Regions from separate parts of the Homo sapiens genome. Here region 1 is linked to region 2. Evidence: chromatin contacts called from ENCODE Hi-C or POLR2A ChIA-PET data. All regions are on one chromosome and are shown on one strand. The core of a region is the stretch at or near the end of the contact, and the rest is flanking DNA. Distances in the headings are between cores, read along the strand shown.

The links. A loop is a pair of places that touch in the nucleus more often than their neighbours do. ChIA-PET counts read pairs that join two places held with the same protein, here RNA polymerase II (POLR2A). Pooled maps may share reads with other maps.
Region 1: a pooled map shows a loop between it and region 2 (4-fold over the local background). The contact joins the enhancer-like site here to the promoter of TRIM56 in region 2. A Hi-C loop is called at or near these places in 5 of 50 pooled maps. POLR2A ChIA-PET finds 5 or more read pairs at or near these places in 4 of 52 experiments (A549, AG04449, Caco-2 and 1 more).

What each region holds. Positions count from the first base shown.
Region 1 is chr7:100,836,154-100,838,853 of GRCh38, forward strand. It overlaps SLC12A9-AS1 (SLC12A9 antisense RNA 1), which reads right to left. Exons shown (of 2, transcript NR_146550.1): 2 at 1,161-1,426. It also overlaps a transcript of SLC12A9 not described here. Among named protein-coding and RNA genes, the nearest start is that of EPHB4, 10 kb to the left of the region's middle. RefSeq lists enhancers at 1-43, 44-963, 964-1,883, 1,341-1,390, 1,401-1,480. Within about 2 kb of position 1,303, at least 32 of the 41 ENCODE cell types and tissues checked have a DNase peak (open chromatin) inside an H3K27ac peak, as active enhancers do.
Region 2 is chr7:101,084,153-101,086,852 of GRCh38, forward strand. TRIM56 (tripartite motif containing 56) reads left to right here and starts at 1,329. Exons shown (of 3, transcript NM_030961.3): 1 at 1,329-1,419. RefSeq lists enhancers at 1-186, 890-939.

The DNA.
Region 1 (2,700 bases), core at 53-2,552, 250 kb before region 2:
CCTGGCTGGGAATGGGAGCAGGGGCAGGCAGGAGGCTGGCTCTAGGAGGGAAAGTAAGAAGGACTATTTGTGGCTGGAGGCCAGGATACCGGGGTCTGGAAGGGACAAGAAGCTCTTGGGCTGGTTAGGGAAGCTTGGCACAGAAAGATGTGTGTGGGGAGGAGCAGGAAGCCAGGCCGGGTGGGGCCGGCACCGAGGGTAGCAGGTCGGGCCAGGGGAAGGTAGGCCGGGCCCCAGAGGAGATGACGCAGGGCCTCAGCCCTCTCCCAGGCCCCACTCTTCCAGCCTGGGGACCAGAGAGCTCACCTGAACCTCAGAAAACCCACCCCCCGCTCCATTCCCTAAGGCTGACATCACCCCATGCGCCACAGCCCAGCAACCTGTCTGGCCAGAGCCTTCCACATCCAGCTGCTGCCCAGATACCCTCCCTCCCCAGGATCCAGGGGTCTAGCCTCGCACTGCTGCCCTCCAGGAACCCTGGAATTTCATCCCTCCCCTCGGCTCACTCCTGGGCCGTTTTGCCCCATCAGCTGTTCTTGCAGGAAGGGCGCCCTGCTCAGCTCGCCTCTCTTCCCGAGAGTCTTTTGTTTGCTGGGTCTGCAGGAAATTGGAGGGGCGGTGCCCAAGGGCTCATCTGCCCCTGGGACCTGGGGGAGGGGGGCGCAGATTCACCAGACTTAATCCTGGGGAGTTTACAGCAGGAATGGGGTGGGGGAGGGTGGGGGTGAGGTGGGCGGATCTCCAGGAAATTAGCATTTAAGGCCTAATTCTGAGAGTGCCATTAGATCTCCTTGTCCCGAAGGGGCAGACGGGGCATGTGTGTGTTCCAGGATCTGGGATCCCTAGAATTGAGGGCTGGGGGAACACTCTGAGGTCACCTAATAGGTTGACAGGGGCGTTGACACCAAGGTAGAAAATCTCAGATACTGAATCCCACGATCTCCTCTATATCTATACACCATTTTTAAAAATAGAGATGGGGGCTCGCTATGTTGCCCAGGCTGGTCTCGAACACCTGGGCTCAAGAGATACTCTGGCCTTGGCCCCGCAAAGCGCTGGGATTACAGGCATGAGTCACTGGGCCCAGTCCCACAATCCCGTCTTTTACACGCCTGCGATCCTGCGGATGCCAAGAGGTGGGGAGGCAGGTCAGACCAAACCGTCTTTGAGAATTATTATTTTTTCCATTAAAAAATGGTGGAGAGGACGACCCGCCCGTAGCCACACAATTCGCGCCTTCCCAGGACGCAACCGCAGAAAAAGCGGCGGTGTGGACGCTCTGGCGGGCGGCGTCCTCTCGTTGGTTGCCCTCTCTCTGAAGCCATCATAGTCGCCGCCATCTTTCCTTCCCGGCCGTCAGTCACGTGGGCAGCACGCCCCAGGCCTCCGACTGCTGGCGTGCAGTGGGGCGGATTCCGGAGGATTCCTGCAGCCACAGTGAATGTTTGGTTATTCCAGGCGCAGGGCAGCAGCGAAGAAAACTGAAGCTCCTGTTTCGTGGAGCTTAACTTCCTTTCTTTTTTTGAGACAGGATCTCTCTCTGTTGCCTAGGCTGAGTGCATGGGCAAGGTCATACCTCATTGCAGCCTCGAACTCTTGACCTCAAGTGATCCTCCACACTTGGCCTCCCAAAGTGTTGGGATTATAAACCTGAGCCAATTTTATTTCATCTATTTATTTTTAAAACATTTATTTCAATTTTTTTTTTTTTTTTTTTTTTTTTTTGAGACAGAGTCTTGCTCTGTTGCCCAGGCTGGAGTGCAGTGGCGTGATCTTCGCTCACTGCAAGCTCAGCCTCCTGGGTTCACGCCATTCTCCTGCCTCAGCCTCCCAAGTAGCTGGGACTGCAGGCGCCCTCTACCATGCCTGGCTAATTTTTTTGTATTTTTAGTAGAGACAGGGTTTCACCATGTTAGCCAGGATGGTCTTGATCTCCTGACCTCGTGATCTGCCCGCCTCAGCCTCCCAAAGTGCTGGGATTACAGGCGTGAGCCACCGCACCCGGCTATTTCAAGTTGTAAAATTTTTTTGTGGAGACAGTCTTGCTATGTTGCCCAGGCTGGTCTCACACTCCTGGGCTCAAGTGATCCTCCTGCCTCCACCTTCCAAAGCATTGGGAGTATAGCACCCAGCCATGTGGTTCAATTTTAAATGGGATTCGCAGGGAAGATTTCACTAGGAAGATAATATTTGAGTCCAGAAGACCTAAAAGAGGTTCTGGAGTTGTCTGAGGAACAGCCCAGAGGCCCTAGTGGGGCACGCGCAGGAGGTGAGAAGAGAGATGTGGTGATGGAGAGGCCACATTACAGGCATGGGCCACCATGCCTAGCATTCTGAGACACTTCTGAGCAGAGGAGATACTATTATTTATTTATTTATTTTGAGACAGAGTCTCACTCTGTCACCAAGGCTGGTGTACAGTGACGCGATCTTGGCTCACTGCGACCTGGCCTCTGGGGCTCAAGCGATCTGCCCACTTCACCCTCCCCAGTACCTAGGATTACAGGTGTGTAGCACCACGCCGGCTAATTTTTTTGCATTTTTAGTAAAGGAGGAGACTACCTTTCATATTGTCTTATGCCTAATTTCTGCCTCTAAAGAAAGAAAAAGTAAAAACTAAAAGGCAGAAATAAAATCTACAAGCAGACAGCCCGGTGCCATAACTTAGGCCTAGTAGTTGAAGATCGACCTCTGACCTAA
Region 2 (2,700 bases), core at 79-2,578:
CAGAAGTGGTGGAGATATGGGTGTTCACCGCAATTCTTTCAACTTCTTTGTGCTTTGAATTTTTCATAAAATGAGGCTGTGCATGTTGGCTCACGCCTGTAATCCCAGCACTTTGGGAGGCCAAGGTGGGTGGATCACTTGAGGTCAGAAGTTCGAGACCAGCCTGGCCAACATAGTGAAACCCCATCTCTACTAAAAATACAAAAATTAGCTGGGCGTGGCAGTGAGTGCCCGTAATCCCAGCTACTTTGGAGGCTGAGGCAGGAGGATCGCTTGAACCCGGGAAGCGGAGGTTGCTGTGAGCTAAGATCACACCACTGCACTCCAGCCTGGGCGACAGAGCGAGGCTTTGTCTCAAAATAAAAATTATTTTTTCATGAAATGTTGAGGGAAATCTCCTGCAATGATTCTTTTGTCTTTTTTGATAAAATGCAGGCTTCTCTGCCAACACTCTCGTATCCTCTCCACACACATCATCCTAAATGGGGATGTACCCTTGCTGCTCCCAGTACCTGGAACAGGAACATTCTTCTCAGTGTTCTCCAGCCCTCTATGCCCTCTTACTGTTTTATTTTTTAGACAGGGTCTTGCTCTGTCATCCAGGCTGGAGTGCAGTGTCACCATCATGGCTCACTGCAGCCTCGACCTCCCAGGTTCAAGTGATTCTCCTGCCTCAGTCTCCTGAGTATCTGGGATTACAGGTATGCGCTACCATGCACGGCTAGCGAATTTTTTATGGAGACTGGGTCTCACCATATTGCCCAAGCTGGTCTTGAACTCCTGGGCTGAAGCAATCCTCCCGCCTTCTTTAAACTCATCTCATTGATGCCTTCTCCAGGAAGCCTGTGCTGTTCCCTCAGCAAGAGGCTTCTTACCTGATCCCCCACAGCCTCTCCTACAGCTCAGCAACGGTTTATGGAATGAAAGGCCTCTCTTGAAGCTTTGCAGGCACCTGCCTGCCTGAGGTGTTAGCAAATCTGCAGACCCGCCCTGAGGCCATGTGTCTAGTTACCCTGGTCTCTGAATCACAGATGAGCTCTCATTTCTTCCCACAAATAAACCCTGTGACCCTCCACCCTCTACTCAGAGAACCCGCCCTCAGGTAGTTCCCTGTTTGTGACATACACACACTTAGCCCTGAGGCTGGACTGACAGGCCGACCTGGCTGGTGGACTCCAGCCCAAGCCTGCCAGCTGCCTGCCGGGGTGGGGGCCTTGGCGGGAGAGGACGGGGCCGGGTGGGGAGGAAGGCGGGGCCTGAGGCTGTGCGAGGCGAGTCGGTGTGTCCCTGGCTGGGACGGAAGTTGCACCACAAGTACAATTAGTTTCAGTTTTGTTTCTTTTCCAGGCACCCAGCAACGGCGGCCTCCAGGCCTCAGGCCCCCTCACCATCCTAGAGGTCAAGATCAGCTCTGGCTAGGTAAGGGGTGGGGGGCGGCACAGCTATAGGAAGGACCGAGCGGAGGGAGTAGGGGGAGGGGAGTGGAGAGAGAGCGCGGGAGGAGGAGGAAGGGAAGGAAAGGGAGGGCGTGAAGAGGCACCCGGAAGGCAGGAGGAGAGGGCAGGAGGGAAACTGCACTCGCCTCCCTCCCGCTCCGTGGCCACAGGTCCCCGCAAGAAAGACCCCGTCCCACTCTCTGAGGTCTCCTCCCAGCTCCAGAAAAGGGGACATTCCACCTAGTCTGCCCAACAAGTAGGTCTCAGCCACTGTGCCAGGAGCTCGGGACTCCCTCCCTCCAGAGGTTTCTGGAATGCATTCAGCAGGAAAAGCTAAAAGAACAGGACTCCAGGAGATAAGCCAAGGCCAAGTCTATCAGAGGGTGAGCCAGCAGCGGGAAGGGGACCAGCCCTTCCCCTAGCGTTTTTTCTGCCCGCTCCAGAATCCGCTTTAGAAACTGTTAAATGCAGAAAGTGGGGCCTCCACCACCCGCGATGCTGCCCCAGGTCTAGCAGAAGACAGGTGTAAGGCCAGGCGGGTGCGGTGGCTCATGCCTGTAATCCTAATGCTTTGGGAAGGCCGAGACGGGAGGATAGCCTGAGGCCAGGAGTTGGAGACCAGCCTGGGCAACATAGCAAGACCCCATCTCTACAAAAAGTGATAATTTTTAAAAAATGGGCTGGCTGGGCCCCTGGGCATGGTGGCTCACGCCTATAATCCCAGCACTTTGGGAGACCGAGGAGGGCGGATCACCTGAGGTCAGGAGTTCAAGACCAGCCTGGCCAATAGGGCCAAACTCCATTTCTACTAAACATACAAAAATTAGCCGGGTGTGATGGTGCGCACCTGTAATCACAGCTACTCGGGAGGCTGAGGCAGGAGAATCACTTGAACCTGGCAGGTGGAGGTGGCAGTGAGCCAAGATCGCACCACTGCACTCCAGCCTGGGCAACAGAGTGAGACTCTGTCTCAAAAAAAAAAAAAAAAAAAAAAAAGGCTGGGCATGGTGGCACATGCCTGTACTCCCAACTACTCAAAAGACTTGAGTCTAGGAGTTTGAGGCTGCAGTGAACTACGATCACGCCACTGCACTCCAGCCTGGGTGACAGAGGGTGACCCTATTGCTAAAAACTAAAATAAAATAAAAAGAAGGCAGGTGTATGGGGCTTGGAGGATTAAAGCCCCCTAAGCTACTGCAAGATCCTACCCCAACTGGCAGGACCTAGGCATCTCTGCCCACTGGGATCCCCGTCTGTGTCCTTA